3 separate regions of the Homo sapiens genome follow, and regions 2 and 3 are each linked to region 1. Evidence: read pairs that join two places in POLR2A ChIA-PET (ENCODE). Cell type or tissue: K562. All regions are shown on one strand.

Region 1 (4,000 bases):
TTAAATGTTGTTAAAGAGTATGAAGTTTAACAGTATTAGAACATAGAGTTCTTTTCTGTGTTCTTATCAGTTGTTACTGAGTTGCCAACATAAGTCTATCCCTAAGTACCAGATACTGTAATAGTCTTGTGACATAAAGCATATTTAGTCACAGGCACTTCCCTGCAAGTGTAGGTTGATGGTATCACTGCCTTACAGATGGAAAACACTGGGCCTCAGGTTAATTTCCCAAGAGTGCTAGAAAGTGACAGGGTGTCAGCCCAGAGATTCCAGCCAGGAAATTTCTTTTACTACATCATGATTTTGGTATGTGTTTCACCAAAGTGAACCAGAGCCACAGATGACAATGACCAGGGGTGATAGTGGTGTAAGAAATAACCACCAGCCACGGTGTCTCATGCCTATAATCCCAGCACTTTGGGAGGCCAAGGCGGGCAGATCACTTGAGGCTGGGAGTTTGAGACCAGCCAGGCCAACATGGTGAAACTCCATGTCTACTAAAAATGCAAAAAATTAGCTGGTGTGCACCTGTAGTCCCAGCTGCTTGAGGCTGAGGCACCAGAATCTCTTGAAACTGGAAGGTGGGGGTTGCAGTGAGCCAAAGTGGCACCACTGCTCTCCAGCCTGGGCAATAGAGCAAGACTCTGTCTCTTAAAAATACATATAATTTGCAGTTCTTAATTAAGAGATTTCTGCAGCTCATCTTCTTGAGTTCCAGGCTCCTTTCTATTAAGTAGTATTTACTTGGTTGCACGGGCCACGCCACTAAAACCATTTAGCCGATGCAAAGATGCATCTGCATGGGCAAACTTTTTAGCTTACTACAGTTGCATGAGGATGGTATGGAAAAAAAAAAAGTCTTATTTTGGGGCCAGTGAGCCCTAATGAGCCCTTGCCTATATTTTGGTGATACTGTTTTTGGGAAAACAAAATCAGCCCCCACAAAGTTTGCCTCTTAAAGACACTAAGTAATAATAGGTTTGTTATTTTCTCACCTCATCCTTCCTCCAATACAGTAAGACAGACAAGAAGTATACAGCAGAATATAGACCCAAATTTGATAAGCACATTTCTGGAAAACATCAATACAGTTTGATGAAGAAGATCAAGAAGTTTGGGAGAATTTTCCAAGTTACTAAGAACCTCCTACTTTTTCATCTGTAATATTGTATAGTAGCACCCTGTTGAGGGGTGCTGTGGAAATGGTAAAGCAGAAATTTATATTAACAGCCACATTCAAGTGCTGCCTAAATAGATAACATCTGCTGAGAGCTGAGCTAGTGCCAAGAAAATAATTTACATTAGATGGGAAAGAAAGCACCCCTCATCCTGGGACCCATAGACAAGCTCTGTAGTAATCACTTCCTGTGTGAGTCCAAAGTGGGTGGGATTAAAAGGCTTAAGGAAAACTTCCCTCTGGATTTCATGAAGAGCACCTTTCCTGATTCTCTTCCCTTCAGCCTATGAGTTCCAGCACCTGATTGGACTTTGAACTTGTGGGGCAGTCCCAATCTTTAGAGCAAGAAAGAGACGAGGAGGCATTGTATAACTGTGGAGGAAAGATAACATGTCTTAGAGATGCAGCAAACTGGCAGTAGCCAAACTGGATATCTCTCTGTGTCTTCCATGTTGGAAGGTCTTGATCTGCAGTTTCTTTAGTGGTTTATACTTCAGGGTGCACAATGCGTAATACCAAGTAGAAGACAAATAGGTTTATCCCTAGACTTTTAAACTTGGAGACGCCATTAGGAAGTTAAGACCTTTGGTTGAATCATAGCCTGGAGTAAAGTGCTGCCAGCAGCAATGTCCTCCACCTTTCAGTCCTGGCTCTCCTGAGGCCGAGGAAACCCCATGGAAGCAGTCTGATCAACCTGCTTAGGAACTCGAGTAACAGGAACTGTTCTCTTAACCATTCCAGAAACGGGGTGGCTCTGATCATATGGAAGGGACAGTTCTAGTTTCAGTCATGATGGCAGTTAGCCAAAATAACTTGAGAAATATGGAGCTGTAATGCAGGCTTCTGTGTGTCACGTGTATGCCACCAGCCTGGCTCCACCTAATGGAATGGGTAATGACAGCTTGGAAAAAGGCAACCTCATTCGACCACCTCCACACACCAGCTGCACTGGGTTTCTGAGGACTCCCCTTACCAAGCCAAAGGTCCATTTGGGAGAGAAACAAAGGCATGATCCTGCTGTACTAAATCCAAGAGAGTCCTCAATTGTGGACTGTGATCACTTGACAAGCAAGAGGTAGCCAGGTGACATTGTGCTTGTCTGGGATCAAAGGGCCAAGGGAATCAGCTAGAATTAAGCAGGAGCAAAATTATATAAAGAGGCCTCAGCATTGAACACTCTTCACATAGTCATGTAGGCACTTAACTCCTTTTTATCTGGATAATGGAAGCATGGAAAAAAAACCCATAAATCAGAGGATTAGGCTATATTTCTTCCTTCCTGGAAAACCATTCAGAGTGGAATTAATACTGATGAGAGGAGAGAATGCCAGACTCCTCCAATGTTCCTTACCCAGCATTATTGTGTTAGATGACTTTAGGGATTCTCTGAGCTACACGGGAGAACTTAAAATGGCAATTTAAGGCTGGGTGCGGTGGCTCATGCCTGTAATCCCAGCACTTTGGGAGGCCAAGGCAAGCGAATCACCTGAGGTCAGGATTCGAGACCAGCCTGACCAACATGGAGAAACCCCATCTCTACTAAAAATACAAAATTAGCCAGGTGTTGTGGTGCATGCCTGTAATCCCAACTACTCGGGAGGCTGAGGCAGGAGAATCACTTGAACCCAGGAGGCAGAGGTTGTGGTGAGCCGAGATCGTGCCATTGCACTCCAGCCTGGGCAACAAGAGTGAAACTCCGTCTCAAAAAAAAAAAAAAAAAAAAAAAACTGAAATGGCAATTTAAACTCAGCATCGGCTTGTGAGGATACCATCATGGGTCAGGTGGCTTACCTGGTAAGTCATCAGTCTGATTTTGAACCCACCACGGGTAGCAGTAGATCTGCTCTGGTATATAGATAGCTCTGCACCTGTGAACTGAGGGTGAGGGCCCTGATGCTGCATGATGCTGGATCTAGGTGCCTTCATCTCAAACTAGTGAACAGCCTACAGACATTTTTCATGCAAAAAGCAATGACATATAGATAGGCACCATTCGTTCAAGGCACAAAAGAAGCTTAAAGCCCCCACAGGGAATCTAATTGATCTCAGGCCTCATGCTCAGGCTTCAACTGCAGCTCCCTGTTCTAGTCTAGAGGGTTTTGAAGGCCTGAGGTCTATAGAATGGTCCAGAAGGAGGCTAGCTTTAACCCCAGAGTTTGTCTCCATGTGTCCTTTACCCATTCTTACCAGGGTGCCAGACCCCAGACCCCACATCCCGAGTCCACTGGCAAGGAACAACATACTGTCTGGAAAGTAGAGAGAGAACTTTTTAAAAATGTTTATTTATTTATTCATTTGTTTATTTTTGAGATGGAGTTTCACTCTTGTTGCCCAGGCTGGAGTGCAATGGCATGATCTCAGCCCACCACAACCTCCACCTCCTGGGTTCAAGTGATTCTCCTGCCTCAGCCTCCCGTGTAGCTGGGATTACAGGCATGCACCACCACGCCCGGCTAATTTTGTATTTTTAGTAGAAACGGGGTTTCTCCATGTTGGTCAGGCTGGTCTCGAATCCCAGCCTCAGGTGATCCGCCCACCTCTGCCTCCCAAAGTACTGGGATTACAAGCGTGAGTCACCGCACCTGGCGTTTTTATTTTTAAATTTATTTTTCCCTTTTAATTTTAGTTGACATGTAATATACATGTTTGTGGGATACAAAGTGATATTGCGATACATGTACACAATATAAAATCAAATCAGGGCGATTAGCATATCCATCACTTCAGACATTTATCATTTCCTTGTATTGTGAGTATTTTAAATCCTCTTTTCTAGGTTATCCATGTCAGCCTAAATTTTGTGGGGAAGACATCACCAGACAA
Region 2 (4,000 bases), 120 kb before region 1:
ACCCTGCAGCTGAGAAGATGCGCTTGCATGGAGAGCTGGACGTGAACTTCAACCCCCAGTTGGCCAGCAGGGAGACCTCGGACAGCAGCGAGCCGGAGGAGGCCCCCCACACCACAGACCGGCGGGCCAGGAGGTGGAGAAGAGCCCGACTGGGCTCAGAAGAGCCAAGCAAAGAACCATCTTCCCCCAGCGCCCAGCTCCGGGATCTAGACACACATCAGGTAATGGAAGTGCATGCGTGCAAATGCACACACACTCTTTAGGTAGGATGTGCCCTACTCCAAGCACAAGTGGCATAGAGTCCTGGGTTTGGAATCCGCAGACCCAGATTCTCATCTTGGTTTTGCAGCTAAGTAGCTGAGTGCCTCTAGACAGGTCACATCAACTCTTTGGGACTCCACGTCCTCTTTGGAGATGACAGCCTAGAATTCAAAGTGTGGTTTGTGAGTGTGGCCCCCAGACCAGCAGCATCAGCACCACCAGGAAACTCATTAGAAATCTGCCAAATTGGAGATTCTGGGCATGGGACCCAGCCGTGTCTATTTTAACAAGCCCTCCTGGTGATTCTACTGTGCACTCAAGTTTGAGGGCCACTGGCCTTGGGTTTAGGGTGAGGGATCTAGAGTCAGACTGCCTGGGTTCAGATCCAACTGTGTGGCCTTGGGCAAGGCATCTCTCTAGTTCTCAGTTTCCTCATCTGTAAAATGAAGATGATATTAGAACCCACCTCAAAAGGTGTTCATGACAAGTGAAAGAGATGTTTATAAAGAGCTAAGCTCTGTCTGAGATGTGACACTAGGTCTCAGTAAACATTATTTCAATATTCTGTGATTCTTTAGTCTACATCAGACCCCTTCTCTGGATCCTCAGTAGTTCTTCCCACATGGTTTAGTTCAAGAAAAATGTGATTAAAGCCATGAATTTTCTCCCTTTAAAAATGCACTTGTATACACACACATACTCACACATGCACACTCACACATGCACAAACATACTCACAATTTTGCTTTTGCTTACAATTTCAGATAATTCATGGGCTCCCAACCAGACTAACTTTATATTCTCTAAATACACCCTGCTCATTCCCAGCCCTGTGACTTTGATTGTGCTATGCCCTTGCCCTTGCCCCCACCTCTTCTGGTGAAGACCTGCACATCACTGTCAACTCAATACCAAACCTTGTGGAGCCCAGCTGCCATGCCCTATACTCTTAGTTTGGCCAGATAGTGTCCCCTATGGCTGCAGACAACTCACGTAGGTCCAAAGATATGGTCCAAGATTTCACCAGTGTCTTCTACAAGATCTTCTATGAATGCCTCAGCCACATCCCTGGTCCTGAGGCCCCCATGAAGACAATTGAGGACTCAGGTCCTCAAGTCATAGAATTTGGTATCAGTCCTGATTGACCTGCTAACATATTGCCTAGAAAAGGTATTTTATTTAGTCCAAGCTTCGTTTTCTCCTCTGTAAAACAGAAGATCATTAAAAATCTGTCTCATGGGATTGTTATGGTCTTAGAATAAAATTAAAAACTTTGGTTCAAGTGTGAATCATTATTGTCTAGCTCAAGTGGAGACTGTTGTCCAGAAACATGGAATGATTTGCCTCAAAGGATACTCTTGAGGGTTTGTCTGCATGATTCACTTGCAGGTGTAAAATGTCACGTCTCCACCTCAACTAGCTTTCTATTTATTCTGAAATGGCTTGAAATTTGTCTTCTGCTAATCCTTGCAAGGCATTGATAGAGAAGAGGCACTGCCTCTGCCTCCTGGGGAGTGACCTTGAGCTAGTGGCAGTACCCACTCCTCTCCACTAGGTGGGGATGGTGCTGCACTTCCAGAGACATCAAAACCCTGATGGGTTTTTTTTTTTGGTTAATTATTATTATCATTATTTTTAATGCAGAGTCTCACTGTGTTGCCCAGGCTGGTCTCAAGCTCCTGGGCTCAAACGATCCTTCTACTCAACCTCCCAAAGTGCAGGATTACAGGCATGAGCCACTGCAACAGGCCCTCACCTTTCTAATTCTCCCTCTGATTTCATTTACTGCGGCAGTTAGTTTTCTTCATATATATATATATATGTCATATATATATATGTCATATATATATTTATATTTATTTAAGTTATTTACTTTTTAATTATATAAATAAATGAATATAGTATAATGTAAAAAATACTTAAAACATACAGATGCAATTCCCCTTGACCACAACCCTAAATCCCTGTCATCTCCACCAAAATGACTGCAAGTGCATTTGGTGTGAATCCATGCAGATCTTGTGCATTCATACATAAAGTACATTTAGAAATATAGTTCAGTGAATGTGTTTTAGCAAAATTGGCAACATGCTGTCCATATGCTTCCACTGCTTTCTCCTAACAGTAAGTGATAGAGGTGTCACCGAGGTGTCACCATGTTACCCACAACAACAGGTGAGTTCAAAAACAGTCCAATGACCACAACCAAGGAGGATTAAGGAGAGGATTTTGTTACCTGCAACAAGTAAGAAGGACGCTGGGGATAGCTCCTCAAAGCAGCGCCTCCCCAAACAATGGTGAAAACAGGGCTTTTCTTGGGCTGGTTAGCTGAGTCATTGTATATAGAGGTGGAGACAAAATAGCACTGGTGCAGTTGCCCATCATGCTTCTACATAGTAACCTGTATAGAAAATGCAGAATAAGCTCCTCCCTGGGAGGGGCCTGTAGTATGGTAATGAGGAAAGTTCACCAAAGCTCATCTCCAACTCAGGCATCTCTGGGATCCAACCAGTTTTTGTTTTTCCTGGACTGAGCTTTTTCCGGGAACTTTTTGAAACAATAAGAACTGAAGGTGCAACAGTAACAAGTGGGTACTTTTTTTTCACAGTGCACACCCAAAAACCGGAGGACCCAAGGTTACAAGGCACACAGACCTAGGCATTCAACCTGCAAAAGATTACATTGAGATGGTGTATCAAGGGGGGACTGTGGGGATTGTAGAAGTCTATCCAGGGTGTGCAATAGGGGATGCATTGTCTGTGGAGAATGTTAAAACAATAATAGATCCAACAAAAGTCAGTCTTATTTTCACCTTGCACCATGTCCAGACAATTCTAAGCAATGCTAGTGATAACATACTCTTCCTGCCTGGTTCAGTGGCTTCCAACACCTAACTCCTTAACCCCCTTGGTTCACCACTGTTCCATAATGATGGGTATTTAAAGACTTTTTCAATATCTTGATTTTATAAGCAGTACTGCGGATAATAGGATATTTAAAGACTTTTTCAATGTTTTGATTTTATAAACAATACCGCAGAGAGTATTGTAGCATAAACCTCTTTATACAAGTATGAGAAGTGGAACTGCTGACTGGAGGAGTATATGGGTCTTTAATTTTAAAATAGACTTGCCAAATTAAGCTCCCAAAACTTCAGAGCAATTTACATAGCCATAACAGTGTGTGAGTATGTTCTCTCATGTTGTCAACAATAGTGTTGTCAGTCTGCTAAATTTTTGCCAATTTTATGTGAAGAAAAAAATCCTCTTTGGCTAACACTTTCATAATTACTACTGAAATTGAGCAATTTTTCCTGTGTTTAAAGCTATTTACACTTTTCTTCTTTCATCCATCCCGCTAGCCTTGATATGCAATTTACATTTATACTTTTTTTATCTGTTATTTTATTGGACTATTTGTCTTTTTCTTACTGATTTTTAGGAATTAGTTTTATTTTCTAATTATATAATAGATTTCAGATCTTTGATGGTTACACGTGAAACTATTCTCTCCTTGTCTCTTTTGCCCTAAGTATATTTTACATACAAAAATTTTTGTTCATAATAATTTATCAATTATTTTTGGTTACTATCAGTTATTTCCTTTATTATTTTTGTATTTGGTGTCTTAAGGCCTTAAATTTGCAAGGGTTAAGGATTTTTTTTCCAATTTCTTCCTAATCCTTCGTAGTTTTCTATTTTCAGTTTAGCCCCTTAGACCGTCTGTACTTTATCCTTCT
Region 3 (4,000 bases), 300 kb before region 1:
CTCACCTTTCACAGAGGCTACAGTAACATTCCAAGAACATCTCCCTCACAATCATGGATTCTGGGACCAGCAGGGTCATAGCAGGGCAATGCCAGAGGAGGGGAGCTCTAGGGGGCCCTGCATTCCCCTCTGCAAGGGAGCCAGATTCTGCACAAGGGTTGGGTGCCACAGGCTGGCCCAGTGGCATGGCCTGGTAAGCTCCTTAGCCAGGACAGCCAGGCAGGTTGTCATCATCTGCTGTTCCTCCCTCAGCCCTCAGTGTGTATCTGCAGCAGGGACTTCTGTGCATGCTTGCACTTGGCAATTGATCTTATTTTGTACTCTGTGTCTTTTAAAGACATTATTATGATAATACTGTTGATAAAACTGAACAACACCTATAACCTAACATCATATCTATTTTGAAATTTAGTAAATAAGAAAGTTTATCTCACAAACCACTCCTAACTGCAGTCCAGTTTCTATAACATTCCCCACTTCACTGAAACCACTCTTCCTAGTGGTTTTAGTAACTCTAGTGAACACATTTTGGTCCTCATATTGCTTGACCTCTTTTGGCATTGGGCAAAGGTGGCCATGCCCTCCTTGAAGAATTCTTGCCACATCCCCCACACCCTCCTGATTTCCTCCTACTCTGTCTACCGGCCTCACAGGTAAGCAGGTGGCTTGGTCCTAGACTCCCTTCTTCCTTCTGTCCTCTTCTCCTTGGATAATTGTGTCCACTCCCATCTCTATGCTGGTGACTACTGCATTTTTATCTTCTGCCCAGCTTCTCCTCTGAGCCTCCGACCTGTGTTTCCTCTTGGCTATTCCACATTTCTGCTTTGATATTTTAGTAATGGCTGTTGGTGCCTCATCCAGAACCCCTTCACTGCCAGGTATGCCTATCCCCCAGTTCTGTGAGTGTGGGGCAGCTGCGAGCCCTTAGCAGCCCTTTCAACCAGTCGTCCTCCACCAAACAGGATCTGCCTCCTTCAAGCCTTTTCCCAATTTGGAGGCAAGATCTCTGCCAATGACCAGCTGATGTAGGATACAAAAAGCCCAGCCCTCTTACTTCAGGTGGGATAACTCTGTGCTGTAATCCATGCTCCAGAGTTCCCCATGGGGTCAGACTGAAGCCGACTGCAGACCAGACCACAGCCAAGACTGCAGCCTTGCTCAGCGGGTTGTCCTGGCCCAGCCCTGTTTTTCTCACTGCTCCCCACCTGAGGGAATTCCTTTCAACACAGTCTCCATCTCAGGCTCTGCTTATTGAATCTGATCTAAGTCAGAGGTCATTGTCACAGCTTGAAATTACTGTATCTCAAACTTAATGTCTCCCAACCCCTCAGTGTCTTATTAACGTACACAAAGCATACGTGCAGTCAGTTAAAGTTTGTGCGGATTACAAGTCACAGATTGCCATATATCATGGCTCAGTCAGGTTTCCTGTAAAGAGCTGGCCAGAGTTGCTGGGCAGGGCCAGGTGTTACCTTCTTCTCCAGGTGAGGACATGGAAATTCTGAGAGGATACATACAAAGATCACACTCTAATGGGTTCTTGAACTCCACATGCAATTCCCCTCATTGACATAATTACAGAGATCTGATTTCTGTCTTTTGGATTTCTGGAATTTCTGACCTCTGTCTTTTTGAATTTACTATTTAAAGCCACTTAACAAAATATTGGATACCTATACATGGAATATAACATTTTAAAATTTGAAGAGAACTTTAAGCAAAGCCAAATGCAAGTCTCCTGCACTCCCACTTCCTTGCACATCCAGGAATGAAGCAAACATTACTAATCAAACAAGGCACCTTTCCCAGTGTATCTAGATGTGCCCTCAGAATTCTTCTTAATACAGTTCTCCAAATGACCACTACAAAACGATGAGTGTATGTTTAGATACAATGCTGGATAGAGATAGAAACTGGAACTCTCCATAACCCTTGATCAGGTTCAATCCCTTTACTGAACGCATGAGCAGACTGAGTTCTCATTAGGTAGGGCTTGCTCAGGATGAGGCAGCCTGTTAGTAGACAAGTCAGTTCTCAAACCCAACCCAGCTGACCCCTGATTCTGTATTCTTTTGAACATCTAATTACTCATATTTGTATCTCTGTTTGTTTTGCTTGAATACCTAGCACCAACAGAAGTTTTTCTGAAAAAGATACATAAGGGAACTTTGAACAATTTCCTAAATTCATTTAATCAGGTAGATTTCCTGGAAAAGAGCTGAGAGTCTAAAATAAATAAAGAAATAATTTACTTCTTTTTTTTTTTTTTTTTTTTTGTCTGAAGGTGAGCAGTATTAGACAAGGAACTGACTTACTCCGGAAATTCCAGTTGTACCTAAGATGTCTAATAAGGCCAGACTGTGAGTTTTTGGAGAAAGAATCAATTTGGTTTTCAGTTTAGCAGGTTAAATGTATATTTTTAATGTGAAGGCTTTCCCTCTTTTCACTATTTAGCCTAATGAGTAATCAGCTTTGTCTTTTGTTAATTTGTGACTGGGTGTTACTGTGCATTTTCATTGTGAACAGGCAGAAATGAACTAATTTCTCATGCAAAATGAGAGAATTGAGACCTCTATGAACTTTAAACTAGAAGTTTTCTCGTTTCCTTATGAATGTATCAATCATAGTTCAGCAAGATGTACATGAATTAGTGTTGCCTGTCCCTCTTTTGGAGGCACCTCCTTATTTGGCTGCCACATTACTGCATTATCTTGGTCTCTGTCTCAACACTCTGACAGATTTCTTGGTTTCATCAGTGCTTTTGTATTCTTTTGCTCCCTAACTATTGGTAATTTTCACTGCTTATCTTCAATATCTTCTCTTTGCTCTTTTACCATCAGAAATTGACTCACAGTTTCAGCTCCCACTTTTACAAGGATGATGCCATGATATAAATCGAGTGCTTGTCTCTCTCTCTCCAGAGCTCTATCCAGTCTGCTTTCCTGTCTCCCGCTAAACATGTTCACTTTGCTTTCAGTGAGTGAGACTAAATGCATGGTTTGCTACCCCAGTCTTCATTCTGACTTTCTTCTTCCTCTCCACAGTGTGTTCCCCTTATCATATGGGTTATGCAGACCAAAGACATGAGTGGTCTTTTGGTCCCTCATTTCCTGTCCCTCATTTCCTGTATCCCAGGCTTCACATCCTCTCAAATGTTTCGTCACCATGTCACTCATGCCCACATCACCCTTCCTGCTTCCACTGCCACCTCCCTGGTCCAGACTTTGCCAGCATTGGCCCTTGTCCCCTTCCTCTCACAGCTTCTACCTTTCCCATAGGCCCAGTAATTATAGCAATCCAGGGACTCCAAAAAGAGGTTACTTCCATAGGCAATGCTTCTAACATTATGGACAATCAAATCAATAAACTAGTCACAAAAAATAAGCATGAGAAAAATACTGGAAAGAAATGATCCCAAATAATAATACACCTCACCTATCTAACAGCCCATACCAGAAACCCCACTTCCATCCCCAGCTTCTCACTACAATGAGCTCCAACATTCTATGCAGCAGACTACTTAAAAACCTCTTTTTCATTACTTCCTCTTCAGTTCCCTTACCTGGTCTTCCCTGATGCTCTCAGCTTTTGTAACCATCATTGTTACCAAAAGTTTTAACTAATGTCTCTCCTCTGATCCTGCTAGCAACCTTCTAATCCATTCTCTTGTGTCAGAGGTTTCTCTTTTTAAAGTAGATTGATAGTTTCATTGCCCATCATTGCCAATGAATTTGTCTTCTTGTCCCATTTACTTTAAAAAATGTTCATTCTTTGGGGTGGTGTGCAAGGCCCCTTAGGACCAACCACAAACTTAACCTGCTCCCCAGCCTTTCCTCACTATTTCTGACTCCAACTACTGAACCAACCACTCATACCTTCTCAAACACACCACGTTCAGTTATGTATCTGTACCTTTGTACAAGGTGTCTTCTCTCCCTACAATATCCTGCTCCATTCTCCTGCTAGTGAACTCCTGCACATCCTTCCTGGCCTAGCACAA

What was found. ChIA-PET counts read pairs that join two places held together with the same protein. Peaks named below come from ENCODE experiments on the same cell type or tissue, not always from the same donor. Only the 100,000 strongest peaks of a DNase experiment are listed, where the experiment ranks them.
Region 2: POLR2A ChIA-PET joins it to region 1 with 13 read pairs; 17 of 35 experiments call an interaction of 5 or more read pairs at or near these places.
Region 3: POLR2A ChIA-PET joins it to region 1 with 5 read pairs; 2 of 35 experiments call an interaction of 5 or more read pairs at or near these places.

Annotation. Positions count from the first base shown.
Region 1 is chr3:40,312,649-40,316,648 of GRCh38, forward strand. No RefSeq gene overlaps it. Among named protein-coding and RNA genes, the nearest start is that of EIF1B, 4.9 kb to the left of the region's middle. RefSeq lists a silencer at 1-284. In K562, no CTCF peak of the experiment used is centred here; a DNase peak (open chromatin) is centred at 1,531.
Region 2 is chr3:40,190,243-40,194,242 of GRCh38, forward strand. It overlaps MYRIP (myosin VIIA and Rab interacting protein), which reads left to right. Exons shown (of 17, transcript NM_015460.4): 10 at 1-221. The region is part of intron 2 of EIF1B-AS1 (EIF1B antisense RNA 1); the gene reads right to left. Among named protein-coding and RNA genes, the nearest start is that of EIF1B-AS1, 120 kb to the right of the region's middle. In K562, CTCF peaks have their summits at 1,817 (motif pointing right) and 2,558; DNase peaks (open chromatin) are centred at 1,799 and 2,589; H3K27me3 peaks cover 657 bases.
Region 3 is chr3:40,015,439-40,019,438 of GRCh38, forward strand. The region is part of intron 2 of MYRIP (myosin VIIA and Rab interacting protein); the gene reads left to right. Among named protein-coding and RNA genes, the nearest start is that of MYRIP, 210 kb to the left of the region's middle. In K562, no CTCF peak of the experiment used is centred here; no DNase peak of the experiment used is centred here; H3K27me3 peaks cover 482 bases.